2 separate regions of the Homo sapiens genome follow, and region 2 is linked to region 1. A link is a loop called in an ENCODE intact Hi-C map of the cell type or tissue named here. Cell type or tissue: heart left ventricle. All regions are shown on one strand.

The links. Peaks named below come from ENCODE experiments on the same cell type or tissue, not always from the same donor. Only the 100,000 strongest peaks of a DNase experiment are listed, where the experiment ranks them.
Region 2: it touches region 1 in a loop (2.8-fold over the local background); 4 of 110 quality-filtered maps call a loop at or near these places.

Annotation. Positions count from the first base shown.
Region 1 is chr1:170,878,656-170,886,655 of GRCh38, forward strand. It overlaps LOC124904455 (a long non-coding RNA gene), which reads left to right and starts at 4,273. Exons shown (of 2, transcript XR_007066730.1): 1 at 4,273-4,549. In heart left ventricle, a CTCF peak has its summit at 3,456 (motif pointing left); no DNase peak of the experiment used is centred here; H3K4me3 peaks cover 331 bases.
Region 2 is chr1:169,990,567-169,998,566 of GRCh38, forward strand. KIFAP3 (kinesin associated protein 3) reads right to left here. Exons shown (of 20, transcript NM_014970.4): 11 at 1,589-1,689. Among named protein-coding and RNA genes, the nearest start is that of KIFAP3, 80 kb to the right of the region's middle. In heart left ventricle, no CTCF peak of the experiment used is centred here; no DNase peak of the experiment used is centred here.

The DNA of each region.
Region 1 (8,000 bases):
ACATGGATGAAGCTGGAAACCATCATTCTCAGCAAACTATCGCAAGGACAAAAAACCAAACACTGCATGTTCTCACTCATAGGTGGGAATTGAACAATGAGAACACATGGACACAGGAAGGGGAACATCACACACTGGGGCCTGTTGTGGGGTGGGGGAACAGGGGAGGGATAGCATTAGGAGATATATCTAATGCAAATGACAAGTTAATGGGTGCAGCACACCAACATGGCACATGTATACATATGTAACAAACCTGCACCTTGTGCACATGTACCCTAAAAGTTAAAGTATAATAAAAAATAATAAATTTGAAGTTAAAGCAATTTATTATAAAGTTAGGCAATCATGTCATGGTTATTATCTCAAGGAACTCATTTTGCTTTGCTTTGTTTTGTTTTGCCGTGTGTGTGTGAGTGTGTGTATAACATAAAAATAGCCTTATTTTATTTTTCTAAGTATGCATATATAAATAAATATGCTTATGTATTCAGAAAGTATATTAAATAAGAAAAAATAAAATAATCTGTAATCCTATCTAAACAAAACTCTGGTTAGAATTTTATCATATAGCCTTCTTGGCTATTTCTGTTCATTATGCACACATACCTAACTTCATATTTCCTTCTAAAAAGGCATCGACATTTGTAATCAGCTTTTTGTTACTCAACAACAATATGATTATTCTCTACGCTACTAAATATCTTCTCTTGAATAGTTGTGTAGTTTTCTGTTGCTTGGACAGATATAATTTATTTAATTAATCCCCTATTGATGGACACTGGCTTATTTTGAATTCTTAGATACTATAAGAGCATTGTGATGAATATCCTTACACATGCATATCTATACATGTTCATTTGTTTCCTTAAGATAAATTCTGCAGAATTACATGGATATATATATACATATATATATACATATACATATATATATATATATGTATATGTATATAAGTTCTTTGGACAGAAATTACTCAAGTGCCTTCCAGAAAATGTGTAAACGTTTTCTCCTCCCATTGACACAGTGGGGGAAGGTTTGCATCCCCACAGCTTGTTGATTTGGGCTATCAGCCTTTCTAATTTTTCAGAGAGCCATTGTCTGAAAAACCTCAAAACATCCCCTTTCTCATCCCACATTGCCTCTTGAATAGATAATTTTCCCTAGGAAGCATCTAAAAAATTCTGGAAGATATAAGTGGTTGAAGTAAAATTAGACTTGGTTTTAAGGTTTTACCAGAGAACAAAGAAAGCTGAAAAACATCAGGGCAGGGTTCTATATGTGTTACCCACTGATGACTCTATGCTGTGTTCCCTCTGATTAGAAAATGAAGGAATCAAACTTATGGAGATGCTTCACAAGCTCCTAAAAAACAGATCTTCAGCTGTGTAGGGAGCCACAGATTTCCCCTGTATGAATCTAAAATTATGTCAAAGTTTTTTCTCCTTTATGTTGGGTGTTTTTTTTTTTAAGAATAAATATGAAGGCATTGCCTCTCAACCGTTGAAAATAGGCATGGGAATTATAAGAAAAAGTTTTGCATTTGAACTCTGACTTAAGGTTTGGGCAAATATTTAGATACTAATTTAATTTCAGACAAACTACAGAATCCTAGCAATTTATTATAGCTCTAATTTGCAATAAGGGAGAAACAGTAGTATTTCTTCTAGTATTTTAGCAGAAATTAAAAATGTGTATTTACAACACTTAGTCACTTCCCTTAAAAAATAAAATCTTTTCAGCTTCCATGTAAAGCAGCCAGATGTCTAATTAGGAATCCTGAAACTCGGCTCTATTGAGTTAATAAGAACCCATGGCAAGTATTAACCAGAATATCCCATTCCTCAACAATGACGAAAAATACTTGAAAGTTCATGAAATAAGCTGTCAAAGTGGTTCGGTAAAATTCTAAATAAGATTATTATATTTTCATGTTCTTGCTAATCTATATCATGGTTAGAAATCAAAGCATGCCGAAATTTCTCTCTTACTTTTTTTGCTGTTCTTCCTCAACCCCACCTTCCTCAGGAATTTTTTTTTTAACTAAAACGTTCTGTGGTTGCTTTCAACCAAAGAAATGGTATAAATTATTGAAGTTTATATGTTTTTTGTTTGTCTTTTTATGAATAGAAAAATATTTGTTATTTTTTAATCAGTTGAGTGGGGGCTGTGTGTGTGTGTGTGTGTGTGTGTGTGTGCATGCACCTGTAATTTCTTACTTTAAATAAATGTTTTCCTATTTTAAAGGCTTTGTGGTACATTGATGAAACAAAATGGACAAACTTTCAGAGACGCTAATTAGTCATTTGGCAACTCTTCTCACAGCCGAAAATATAGTTTTTTTTCCAAAGAGGAAGCAATAAAGTATTATAAGTAAATATTTTTAAACTTCTACTAAAATGCTTGTTGAAATGTAACTGATGTATCTTATGGAAAAAATGCACACTTTTATGACACTTAGTAAATTACTAGAGTTCTGGAATTTCATTGTCTGATGTTAATCAATATATGTTTACACAAATCTCAGTTTATTTTTAAGGAATTGAGAGATAAATGCATTTATATTTTTTAGGAAAGGCAATTAAACCCTTATAAGAAAATAATGTAATGATAATGGTTAATACCTAGTTTAAAATGTTAGCATGAAAATTAATTAACCTAATGTGTACAAAGGACATAAACACTTGCTTGGCTTATGATGAATACTTAGTAAGTATCAGCTGTTATTATACCTGGAGTCACACTGTCTGGATTTAAATCTCAGTTCTGCCATGACTCGGCCTCAGGTCTTAAATTTCTCAATGATAAAATGAGGATAATTATAGTACCTACTCCATAGGATTGCAGTGAGAATCAAATAAAGCCTTGGAAGAGTGTCTAGCATACAGTACCTTCTCACTGACTATTAGCTTTCATTTTTAACCATGAGTGCCCCCAAATGAGAGCATGTTGCCTGGATTATTGGTAGTGGAGTAGATATATGTTTTATCTCAATTAGGGTAAAAATTTTGGAGAAGATAGGGTCTTATTTTTCTTCTGTAGCTCCTGATGTTTCTAGCCTTGTACAGTAAGTATGAAAGCCAGACTCTGCAACTGCCACTGTCTAAATGCATAAATGATTTAGTGAATTAATTTGTAAATTCAACTGGTATGAATTGGTCACTGACAGAAATAGAGAAAACAAACCATTCTTTCTCAACTCATCCAGAGAGATCAAAAAGGAAAAGTTAGATGTTTCTTACAGAACTAATGTTCCCAAATGACTCATTAGCCATATATGTCTTCTTAAAGCCAAAGGGCTTCTCAAAAGAATATTTGTACTTCTCCTATCTGCCCTCTTCTACGAAAAATAGATGGGATTAAAAAGAAAACAAAGACAACAAAAACCAAACCCAACGTTGACGGCTTAGCTGCAGTGTTCGTTCTAGAGCCATTTGTAAAACAGCAATGCCACCTGTTGGGTAGAATATGCAAGTCTGTTATGATTTTTGTGTATTGGAAAAATATTTGTTTATGCCTCCTCTAGGAGGCAAAGTATTGGGTTGCAGTATGAGAAGGAGAGAAAAATGAAAAAATCACTTGCAAAAAGTTTCCTAAGTAGTAAAGCAAATGAAAAGACATATTTCTAGTCATAGCATATGGACAAGTCTCTATTTTAAAACCTAACTTTTTTCCTCCCAAATCCTTCCAAGGATTACATGATCTATCCTGGCATTTGCTCTATTGTTCTTTCACACTCCTTTTATGGGGCTGCTGAAAGCAAAAATAGCAATCTGTAACACCTGTCACTTAACTAAAATGAGACATTACTTTTAATAAAGCAGATAATTGTTTTAACAACTTAGCAAAGATGGGGCCCTGTTTGTGGGGGCTGCAGCAGTTTTGTACTTCTTCTTGTCAGTACTACATAGTCATAAATCTCTGAAATGTAATAAAGAAAGAAAAATCAAAGATGATATTCTGATAGTGAGATGACATATGGATATTAGTCCCTGACCCGGAAAACATAAACAATTTTTGTTTAAGACAGAGTGTCCTCAGAGTTGGAAGTCTATCAGTATTGCTCAAGGTGGTACCCTGAGACTTACCAATGCCTCAGTCTAAAGATGAAACACTCAATGGTATTGCTTTTCCATTGCTAGCAAGCAAATGATGACGTTAAATTTGCTGGGCTTCAGACAGCAGAGAATATCTGGAATTGCTTGCTGGTCAAATATCTTGCTTGGCAGAGATATTTTCTCTAGGACTTCTTTGGATCAATTTCCTGACAATAAGGATCACCCTACTAGAGTAAAGAAAAAGATAGCTGGGCATTCAGAATATCAGATGCCAGTTAAGTGTATGTACAAAAACTACAATATAAGGAAATGTCCAATGTCATATGAGTGGCATGAGTGATTTGGGAATTTATAGGTCATAAAAATTCCAACTGAGATAAACAGGGAAGACTGGCAGGAGGACACTCAAACTGGAAAGATGAGGGCAAGAAATAGCTGAGATCCAATCAGAAACAAAAAGCCAGACTGTGGGAGTCAGTAGGACTATTCAGGTTTGTTTTTCCACCTCTTATTCTTCTAGGTACATGACACAATTGCATTTTCCTGCCTCATTTGAAGTTAGACATGATTGTATGACTTATACCAATGACATGTGAAGGAAAACAGTGTGCATTACTTCTGAGCAGAAGATCTAAAAGCCAGTATAGAATTTGTTATGTATCTTTTCCCTACCTCAGCAATTGTGAATCCAAATGTTGAAATGGAGTGTCTCTTAATCTGGTCTCTAGGTAACCAAGATGATCAGAGTCTGTTTACTGATTCACATTGGATATACACCTTTATTGTGGTATGCCATCAAGATTGTGAGGTTTGTTTGTTGCTGCAGCATAACCTAGCACATCCTGACTAATATACAGGGTTCCCATAAAATATATAAAATAATGAGCTAATAAAAGTAAAAATAAGAAGGAAAGCCTTAAAAAACCTAAAATTAGAAAACATTAGCTTTGGAAAAGCTAGAGGACAAGGGTTTTTTAGTTATGTGTTGTATATGAAGTCAATATATATGTGTGTGTCTATAATATATACGGTTTAGAAATGTATTTCCAAATGTTAGCCATTTCCCTATTTAATAACATATTTTCCCCTGTTTTCTCAACTCTGAAAGCAGCAGCAACAACAATACAATGGTACTTTTCAGATGTCTCCTTTATCTCTCTGTTATTAATATTCTTTATCATTTCCAAGACTGGAAATTAAAGCATTGACTCAGTTTTCTTTTTCTACCTTTGTCCACATAGAGGCTTTGTATATAGTAAACAGAGCAATTTTATTAAAACACAAGTCAGACTAAGTCACTCCTCTGCTCCATGACCTCCAATGGTTCACCATTCACTCAGAGAAAAGTCCGTCCTTGCTGGAGCTTATAAGGTCCTATGTGATCTGGCCCTCAATCACCTCTGACCTCATTTTCTTTGTGCCTTAACTTCCATGCTTAGCTGTTCCTCAACTATATATCAAGCACACTTGCTTAAGGACATTTATAGTTATTATTCTCTGTGCCAATAAGGTTCTTCCCTTAGAACATTTATGTGGCTCATTCCCTTCCTTTCCTTCTGGGCTCTGCTCAGAGACCTTCCCTGAACACTTTTCACACTTGAGTGGATTTGTCATACTCACTCTGCTGTATTTTTCTCTAGAGTATTTAAGATGATGTGATATACTACAATTTGCTTGTGTATCTGTAAATAACCTTTTTCCTTTAACTAGGACATAAGCTCCGTGAAGGCAGGTCTGTGTCTGTTTTGTTCTCTGTGGAATTCCATCACCCAGAAGAGGACCTAGCACACAGTAATAGTTCAATAATGAATTTGGATTATTCTCTCAGTGCTGAACCTCATTGCTGTGCAATATGGCTTTGAATTCCCCTTCTGTATCCCTGGACTTACTACTCAATGTCCAGTATGCTGTCCAGGGTCACAGCATGCCAGCATGATAGCACAGGACAGAAATATAAGCAGGCTTACTTCTGAGGTTCCCATATGAAAGCTATGGCAAAATTTTCACTTTCCCATGAAGAAAAAAGATAGACAAAGGCAAATTTGAAGGCATTGACATAAAGCTAAGTTTTAAATTTTATTTTTTAAAATGTGGGATAATTTCCTTACTTTTTTTGGTGCTAAAGTGTCCTTTCATTTGTTAAATAATGATAGAGTTTGATGACAGTTTCTATTTTGCTGCTTATTTGTTAGCTTTTTCCTTTTAATGGCCCATACTTGGCAAAGTGAAAAGTTGAACATCCTCAATAATACCCAATTTTTAAATATTCTAGAATTAGCTATCTCCATAAGGCAGGAAACTGAAGTCAAGAGAGATGCCATGACTTCTACATATTCGTCTATCTAGATTATAGCAGAAGAAGAACTAAAATTCATACCTCCTCATTTCCAGCAAGTTCTCTCTCTACCCAAAATTCCTGCCTCTGAAAAGCCCTTTGAGAATAATTCCCTCCCTGACGTGGAGTGTGCTTTATCCCCATAGATTTGCTTTTTTGGCCATGAAGCATTTCAGGGCTCTACAAGAAAATCAAGCCTCTTCTTTCTCATTTTTAGGGTAGTCAAAGGGTTTACACCTTACACAAAGGTAAGTTCTAATAGGGTGGAGTGAAGTGCCCGTGTTGGAAGCAATTAGAGAGGAATGAATTTCCCTCTGAAAACACGTTAGGATAGTTTAAGAGGTGAGTGTAGGGGTAATATATTCCTGAATATAATATTGCCCTGTCACTTCCTTTGCTGTCTTGGATGTCATTTTGTACATTTTTCACATTGTGTGTGTGTGTGTGTGTGTGTGTGTGTGTGCGTGTTTTGCAAATACCCACCTTAACTCTGAACTTTATTGTAGGCCAGAATTTTGTCTCCTTATATTTACTATCCACCTAACCAGAGGGCCTGCCCAGTACTCGGCACTAGGAGAACATTGAGTGTCTGCCACGTTGACTTCTGCTTTTATTTATTCTCTTTCTGAAAGGTCACTAGAGCTAAAAATTCTCAAGCTATTGAGAAATGCCACCCCCATCCATGGTACTGTATTGGCTCATGAGCTTTTTTCAGTTATCTTTCTCATTGTCTTGGCATCTGACTTTTAAGTAGACAAAGAATGCCAAGTTCATGCCAGATCACAATCTGCAAAAAAATGCTTATCACCGCTGGCAAGGAGAATGGAATATGCTCCCTTTGTAAAGATCATGGCTCAGAAAGAAGATTCAAATTCTCAGGAGCCAAACAGTTGGCTATAGTACCTTCCCACCCCTCAGATGTCCTGACTTCTATCTGGGAGGTATCTGGGCCATTAATGTAATACTCCATCATCAAGTATATATTGTGATCACCACTAGTAAGCTCAGAAAATCACTGAATTCCAGGATTAAAAGAGGCTTTAATGGTATCTTAATCCAACATCCATCCTCTTTATAGTTAAGTGATTGAAGACTGCTGGTAATTTACATAACACATTTATTGTTAGAAAGTTTTCTTTTCACACATATGAGGACTTGAAATCTTCCTTGCTGAAACTTCTACTTATTGATTGTTTATGAACTAATATTTGAACACTGAGCTCCTTATCACACTTCAGGTTCTGTGCTATGTGTTGAGGCCAGGAAGATGGATAAGGCACAGCTCCTGCTTTCAACAGCCTTATAGTTGGGTTGGAGAATTGTCATATAAATATATAATTCATACACTGTGCATAGTTCTGTATAAAAGCAGAGTGGAGGGACATATTCCCCCAATTTAGGCTGGTAAGGTAAAGGAAGGGAAGATTCCTGGAGTATATGACATGTCACCTCACTTTCTAGTTTGTTAGTCGTGCAGCAATTTAATCAGTTAATAATCAACCCAACTATATCATCCAGTCTAAAGTCTACATCTTTCCATGAACATAATAATCTTAGCTGGGGACATAGTGACTGAGTCTCCATCATGCTTTCCCCATTCCACTCCC
Region 2 (8,000 bases), 890 kb before region 1:
TCAGCCCAAATAGTGTTACAATAATCATAATTCAAATTAGTGGAAGGTAGTTTAATAAAGAGTAATGACATAATAGTGATCCTATGAATGTTAATTCCCTAAGAGTAAAATTGTTATGATGTACAGAATCTCTACCCTTATAACATACAGTCCATGTTACAAAAAAAATCAATAAACTCCTTCAAGACATTTAGGACAGATATTTATTTAGGTCTATTTAGACCTAACATATAATACATATCTAGCCACTGAATCATAGCAAAAATCTTTCTTGAGAGCAGTTGTATAAAAATGAAAGAATTTTGATGAAACATTTTCCCATCAGAGAATGCAAAGCAATTAAAACTATTAATATTAACCATAAACAAAATTAAAAGACATGTGACAAACTTAAGCAATATTTGTAACATAAAATTAAAATAGTTATTATATACATTGATCTTATTTGTTAATAATAAAAATATTAACAAATCAGTTAAAAAATTGGGAAGGCCCATTTTGGTGGCTCATACTTGCAATCCCAGCACTTTGGGAGGACAAGCGGGGGAAGATTACTTGAAGCCAGGAGTTTGAGACTATCCTGGGCAAGAAAGCCAGACCCTGTCTGTATAAAAAATAAAAAATAAAAAAATTAACCAGTCATGGTGGTGCACACCTGTAGTCCTAGCTACCCAGGAGGCTGAGGCAGGAGGATTGCTTGAGCCTAGGTATGAAGGCTCCAGTGAGCTATGACTGTACCACTGAACTTTAGCCTGGGCAACAGAGCAAGATCCTGTCTCAAAAAAAAAAAAGGAAGGAAGGAAGGAAAGACTGGCAAGAGATATGAATGATCTGTAACAGAATATGGATAATAAACACAGGAAAAAATGTTCAACCTCACCAATATTCATGGAAATGCAAATAAAAAGAAATAACGAACCACTGCATATTTAGAAGAACAATAATATCCAGTGTTGCTAAAAATTAAATGCTAGCTGGAAATAAAAACTTATGTTTTCTTAGAAGATATTTTGGCCAAAACAAAGACACAAGTGTTTATTATCTTTTGACTTAGCTATCCTACTTTTAAGAATTTAAACTAAAGAAAAATTCAGAGACGTGGGGAAGCATTTACAAATATGATATCTCACATTATTTTCATTTGCTTACATTCATTTTTATGTGATAAATGGGAAAAAATCTAAACATACAATTTAACAATATTTAAATTATGTTACATCCATGTAATAGAATATTATACAATTAAAAATAATTTTTGAAGAATGTTCAGTGACATGAGAGTATAATTATGATATATTAATAAAGCAATATGTAAATATTACATATACCATGTAATCTCAATATATTATTTTTTAAGTATGTAGAGAGAAGTGTACCAAAGTGTTAAATAGTTATCTCTAAGTTTGGGATAATGGAAAGTTATTTTCATTTTTATACAGTTCTGTACTTCCTCAATTTTCTATAATAAATTTGTAGTATTATTAAGAAGAGAACTTTTTTAGAGAGAAAATCTTGACAAATCAAGAGAAAAGAGTAAAAAATATATATATTTGTTAAATGTTTTTCATAAAACACTTAAACCACTTACCTGTGGTATACAGTCAGTGTATGCAAACATTGATTTAAAGCGGTCATCCATGCTTATGTGGTAAAGAACACACATTGCTATTTGTTTGTAGTTGTCATTGCCTAGGAATAAAACATCATGGTGATGATGCTATAAATATATATTTTTTATATAGCACACTCATGTTAATGTACTACAACTTAAACTACTGAATAAAATCTTTATATAAACTTAATCTGAAAAATATTTTGAGCTATCTATTTCAAATCCAAAATTTAGAGCAAGCATATTCATGTTATATGTGAAACATCACTAATTTCCAAGAAAGAATGTCTATTTCCCAAGGTATAGTTTTGAAAAAGAAAATTAACCATAGGAATTAATTATTTTCATGAGTCCAATATAAAAACAATTGGGTCATTAGCCTCCCCATCTTTACTGTTTTATCAAAATATGTGATTAATACATTCATTGACAGTGGTGATGTTTAGATATAGTAAATAAAAAAGCATCTTTCTACAAATCAGAAACTGAAAATATCATCCAAATGATGAAAGAAGTAAAGTAGTAGTTATAACAAAAAAATAAAATATATGACTATAAAATGCTATAGGCTATAACACAGCCGAAATATAGTATGAAGAATGTCTCAGAACTTCTAAGGTAAGATTATTCTGGTTTTATATGCTTTGAAACTGAAAAAAAGTGAATACATATCAAGATTTGAAAAACAAAATGGGACTTTAATATATTATTTAATCCTACCTGCTTTCAGACAGAACATATTTTAAGGACCTACTTACAATCTCAAAGTCAGTGATAAAACTAGAGCCAGAAAAGTTGCCTAACTAAAAATTTTATCCAAAAAACAATATCCTTTTTGAAAATTCTAGGCCATGAGAAATTCTGAAGATATTCCCAAGGTAGTTAGAAATTCTTTAGAGGAAATAAACTGGTATTTTCTTTTCTGTCCTTTTTTTTTTTTTTTTTCAGAGACAGAGTCTCACTCTGTCGCCCAGGCCAGAGTGCAGTGGCACAATCTTGGCTCACTGCAACCTCCACCTCCCAGGTTCAAGGGATTCTCCTGCCTCAACCTCCTGAGTAGCTGGGATTCAGGCGCCCACTACCACACCTGGCTAATTTTTTATTTTTATTTTTAGTAGAGACAGGGTTTCACCATATTGGCCAGGCTGGTCTCGAACTCTTGACCTCATGATCTGCCCACCTTGGCCTCCCTAAGTGCTGGGATTACAGGCGTGAGCCACCGCGCCTGGCCCTAAACTGGTATTTTCACAAGGCCTAGTGTAGAACATGGAAGTTGTTCAGTAAGTATCTGCTGATTGATTCTGTTTTTAATATTTAAATATAAAAGCTGAAGAAATAAACTCATTTAATCAAAGATAGAAATTACTAGTTCTAAAAGGGGTTCAGAATTAGAGACAAAGATTTGAGACAGAAGTATTCAGTTTCCCAGGGTCTAGCAAGCTTCAGGCAGGTGATTTGCTTGTACCCAGAAGGTGAGGCTTGCAGTGAGCCCAGATTGTGCCACTGAACGCCAGCCTGGCCAACATGGAAACCCTGTCTCTACTAAAAATATAAAAATTAGCTGGATGTGGTGGTGTGCACCTGTAATCCCAGGTACTAGGAAGGTTGAGGCAGGAGAATTGCTTGTACCCAGGAGGTGGAGGTTGCAGTGAGCCCAGATCATGCCACTGCACGCCAGCCTGGGCAACAGAGCAAGACTGTCTCAAAAAAAAAGTAAGCAAAAAATACAGTGATCTTCTATCTCTCAAATTTACTTTGAACTTCCTTACCATTTGATATATTTATCTAACATATAACCTCCATGAAAGCAAGGACTTTATTCACTGCATTATCCCCAGATGCAAGAATAGTACCTAGCACAGAGTAGGTATTTAATAATTGTTGATTGGTTAATAATAATTTATTAAACATTTACTATATATCAAGAGCCATGCTAAACAGACTGTATGGCATTGAATCTCAAAACAATCTGTCAAATAGGTCTTATCATCCCTATGTTTCAGATGAGAAATCTACAGTTTAGAGAAAAATAAATACTTGCCACACAGCCTTGTCAGTGGTTGAGTGGGGATTTAACCACAGGTCTCTCTGATTCCCAAATCTTTACCAGGTTATGTTACAATACTACTCTCAAACATTTTTCTTCCTCATTTGATGCCTTTGGTATTCAACATTTTTATATCACAAGGTAAAACTGTTTTCTAAGTAAGACATTATCAGGTATAAAAGACTGATAAACACTGATATATGAGGGAATTAAACATGTTTTAAAAATATACTGCTTTTTAAATCCAGGTTTTAGATTTTGCATCTTGCAAAACTGTTTGGCTAATTCTATTTCCTACTGCTTACAATAGCAGTAAGAACAACTCCTTGGGATAAGATAAAAACAATATATGTTTTTCAGATGAATGGACACTAGTAAGCATTTTCACCTTAAATAAAATCTATAAATTCACTAATTCAACTATTTGGAATACAACATATACAGGAAATACATTTTATTTATATGAAATAATATTTATTTATTTCATCTATTTTTAATTTTTCCCTATGGTATTATTTATAGAAAAATTAAATTTATAGAAAATTTACAGAATAGAGAGTCAAATCATTTAAGGTAAATTTCACATTTCTTCTATTGTTTGAAGAGCTTTACTACAAAATTTATAAAGAAGAGAGAAGCTGAATTAGAGTCAGAGATAGGCTCTAAGGATAATGATTATTGACTAAGGTTAAAATAAAGCTAAGATAAAGTAATGTGGGAGAAAATAATATTTAAAGTTTTTGTTTAGGGGTAAGAATTTTATTTGGCGGGCAGTAGGTAAAAATTGTGAAATCGCTCCAAGTAAGAGAAAAGTGCAGACAAATAAATGTTCTTAACCCCAACAATTTTGTCCTTGAGTTTGGAGCAATCTAAATATGTAAGATTTATCAATTTTAATGTTAGATTTTAACAGACCACATTTTTATACTGTTGAAGGCACCAATTTATACTTATTCTAGTATAAAGCACATTTGCCATAGCAAAACTTAACGTTTGAACAGGTTCTCGTGATACGTAGGTTAAACATGAAAAATTCCAACTTTATTCCCCAAGAAGGTAGGAATCCCTTAGTCTTGGTCTGACTGTATTTTACATTATTTTTTTTCCCCCGGAAATTGAGATATTTGAAAATCTTTTCAAACAGAGTTTTAAAGCAAACTCATATTCTGAAGGAAAGTTTCTCTTTCCCTGTGATTCTAGTTATTTTCTATCTGTCATTCAGCTGTGGATAAGTCCTAGTCTTACTTAATTTTTAAAAAATATTTGAAGATATTTTCTCTAGTAATGGATTCACTGAAAAGTAGGATTCCAAGTAATACAACTTATTAAATGGTAAAAGAAACAAAGAGAAATCAATAACCAATATAAAAGATTCTTCAACAACAAAGTAAATAATCAAACATTAAAATTCAATGTGAGGCTAGGAATGAAACAGGAAGCTATTCTATACTCTAGGAGAATCTGTCTGCTGCTCATGTCAATGAAAAAATTCTAAAAAGCAATGTCCTGAGGTGGCACATCATTCAGGTAAGGTGAGAGGAAGGAAAGACTCACCTTTAAAACATAGGTACTACATTAAAAGAACAAGAAATTCCTGAACATTGGGAGAAGCTAAAAAAATTAAAATAAATAAAAGAATAACAAGGGAAATTCTCTAATTAATTTTATATACATGTATGTATACATATAGCTTGTGTGTGTGTGTGTAGCTTCCAAAGGCAAACTCAGGATAAAGGGTATCTGTTAGAACAGAAAGTACAGAGAAGAGTCCAAAAATTATAATAATTTCTACTGGCAGATGAATAATATAGATAAGAAGCAGTTCTCAGATATAACAATTTATATTAATTTTATATAGTGAAACTAAACGTCTAATTTCCAAAAGTAGGATGATTCATTTTGCAGCCAGTCCTAATTCTGCTCTTATGTACTTTCTCATTTTCCTTTTCTCTTCACACTTATGGTCAAAGGTGAAAGTTCCTTGCAGTTCTCCCACACCTTCCTGCTTTAACAGAGGATCTGTGATCCTCTATTAAAAAAACTCTGAATACGTTTCCAATTTCCTATAATATTCATCTAAAATGATCATCATATCCAAAAGTTTGCTAAAAACTAAAGGACTGAAGTTAAGAGAAGCTCTAGGGACACAAGGCTATGGACAACTAATCTTTCTTATACCACAATTCTCTGAGAGAAGGTTAAAGAGAATGGGTTAAACAAACAATGGTATTGTTCCTATTGCATGTTCAACATAGTTTTTCTCATTTAGACCTTACAGTAATTAAAGGGGTAGGTATTATCTTTGATTCAGAGATGAGGCAATGACATTCACTAAGGCTATGACCCTTTCAAAAGGAAACACAGATGTGAATCTGGGATTCAAACCTAGGTCTGACTATAAAGCTCATGCATGTACTTTTAACCAAGCCTTCCAGGAGGCAGCAGAGGGAGTGAAATCAATAATGCCAAATAAATGTAAGTTATCATCATCATTCCTTAGGGCGAAGTACAGGAAGGAGATGCATCTAGAGGGACTCTGTACGATCTGCTGGACCTGGGACTCATGGGGAAAAGGGTGAGAAGATTGGCAGTGGTGAAGAGAAGACATGAAATGGAGAAATGCAATCAGATATTTCTCAGAGGACCTGTGCCCAGATATAGCAGGTTCCAATGGATGAAAGAATTTCCTGATGGGGCAAACTGCATTATCCCCCAAGCAGTTTTGAGGACTAGACCTACAGCAGCCTAAGTTCTGAAACTCATTCTCACTAAATTGGACAATAACTGCATCGATCTGTGATTTTATGAGAAAAACAAGGTGCTAGAAGCTTAAAACATAGGTAGACTGATAAAAGCAATACTCTAACATTGGCTGACAGCTCAGGCTCTGGAGGCAGAATGCTCGGGTTCAATCTGTGGCTCTTCCACTCATTAGCTATACAGTCTTGTGAATGTTATTTAAATTCTGTGTTTCAGTTTCATCATCTGTAAAAATGGGATAATAACTGTACCTACCTGAAAAGGTTGTTGTGTGAGGATGAGATGAGAGAATCCTGGTAAAGCAATTAGCACTAAGTTTGACATACAATAAATCAATTCAATAAATATCATTTCTTATTATTATGTTGACAATAACATTTTTTCTGTTTTACTAATACAACAGTACTATCATGTGTTCCTAATATATATGATGCTTTGTGTTTTTTATCCTCAAGACTTGAACTGTAGTTAGAAGTAAAGTAAGTTGGAGAGGCAGCCGAGATTTCTGAGATAAGCTAGACACAGTTCAGAGGTATACTCTGAGCCTATGGCCGAGCCACTTACCTTTCTACCTAGTCATTTTCCTATAAAGCTCTGCTGTTTGGCCGGACACAGAGGTTCATGCCTGTAATCTTAGCACTTTGGGAGGCTGAGGCATGTGGATTACCTGAGGTCAGGAGTTCAAGACCAGCCTGGCCACCATGATGAAACCCTGTCTCTACTAAAACATAAAAATTTGCCAGGCATGATGGCAGGTGCCTATAATCCCAGCTACTCAGGAAGCTGAGATGTGAGAATCACTTGAATCTGGGAGATGGTGGTTGCAGTGAGCCGAGATCGTACCACTCCACTCCAGCCTGGGCAGCTGAGTGAGACGTCTCAAAAAAAAAAAAAAAAGAAAAAAAAAAGGATAAAAAAAAAAAAACTCTGCTGTTCATAAAATTTAGGCTTAGGAGAATCATCTTATACCTGAGGCTCTACTCAGTGACCCATATGTAATAAGAACCCATCATCATTCTCTCACTCTCATAGAGTTATAAATCCCTTAATGGAAAAAAAAAAAAACTTTAGTAAAGAAAATGATCCCCTCTCAATACCCCCCTCCACACACATTCAGAAATCTCTTATCCTTTCAGGTTTCCTTCTTTTAACAGAACTTACTTTCACTCTTAAAGTGGGGAACAGTCATGGAGATGATGGGCTATCAAGCAGACGAAAGAACAGACAGAAGTCTGAGGACACTGAAGAGAAACCTCACAATTAGCTACCCTGTTTCATTTACCTTTAAACAGCATGTCCCAGGCAAATAAAACCTATATGACAGAGGTGTTTTCCCCATGTTTTAGCTGAACACAACTGAACAAAAGAAATCGGACTACAACTAGTGCTTCACCAGATATATATATATATATATACACACACACACACACACACACACACACACACACACACCACACACACTTTTTTTTTTTCTTGAGGAAACAGTGTGAAAGGAGGTGATGACAGAGCTAAGGGACTATAATATTCTAACCCAAGTTGCTAATGTGTCTTCTGGATTTTATGTGAGTAAAGTTTCCCCTA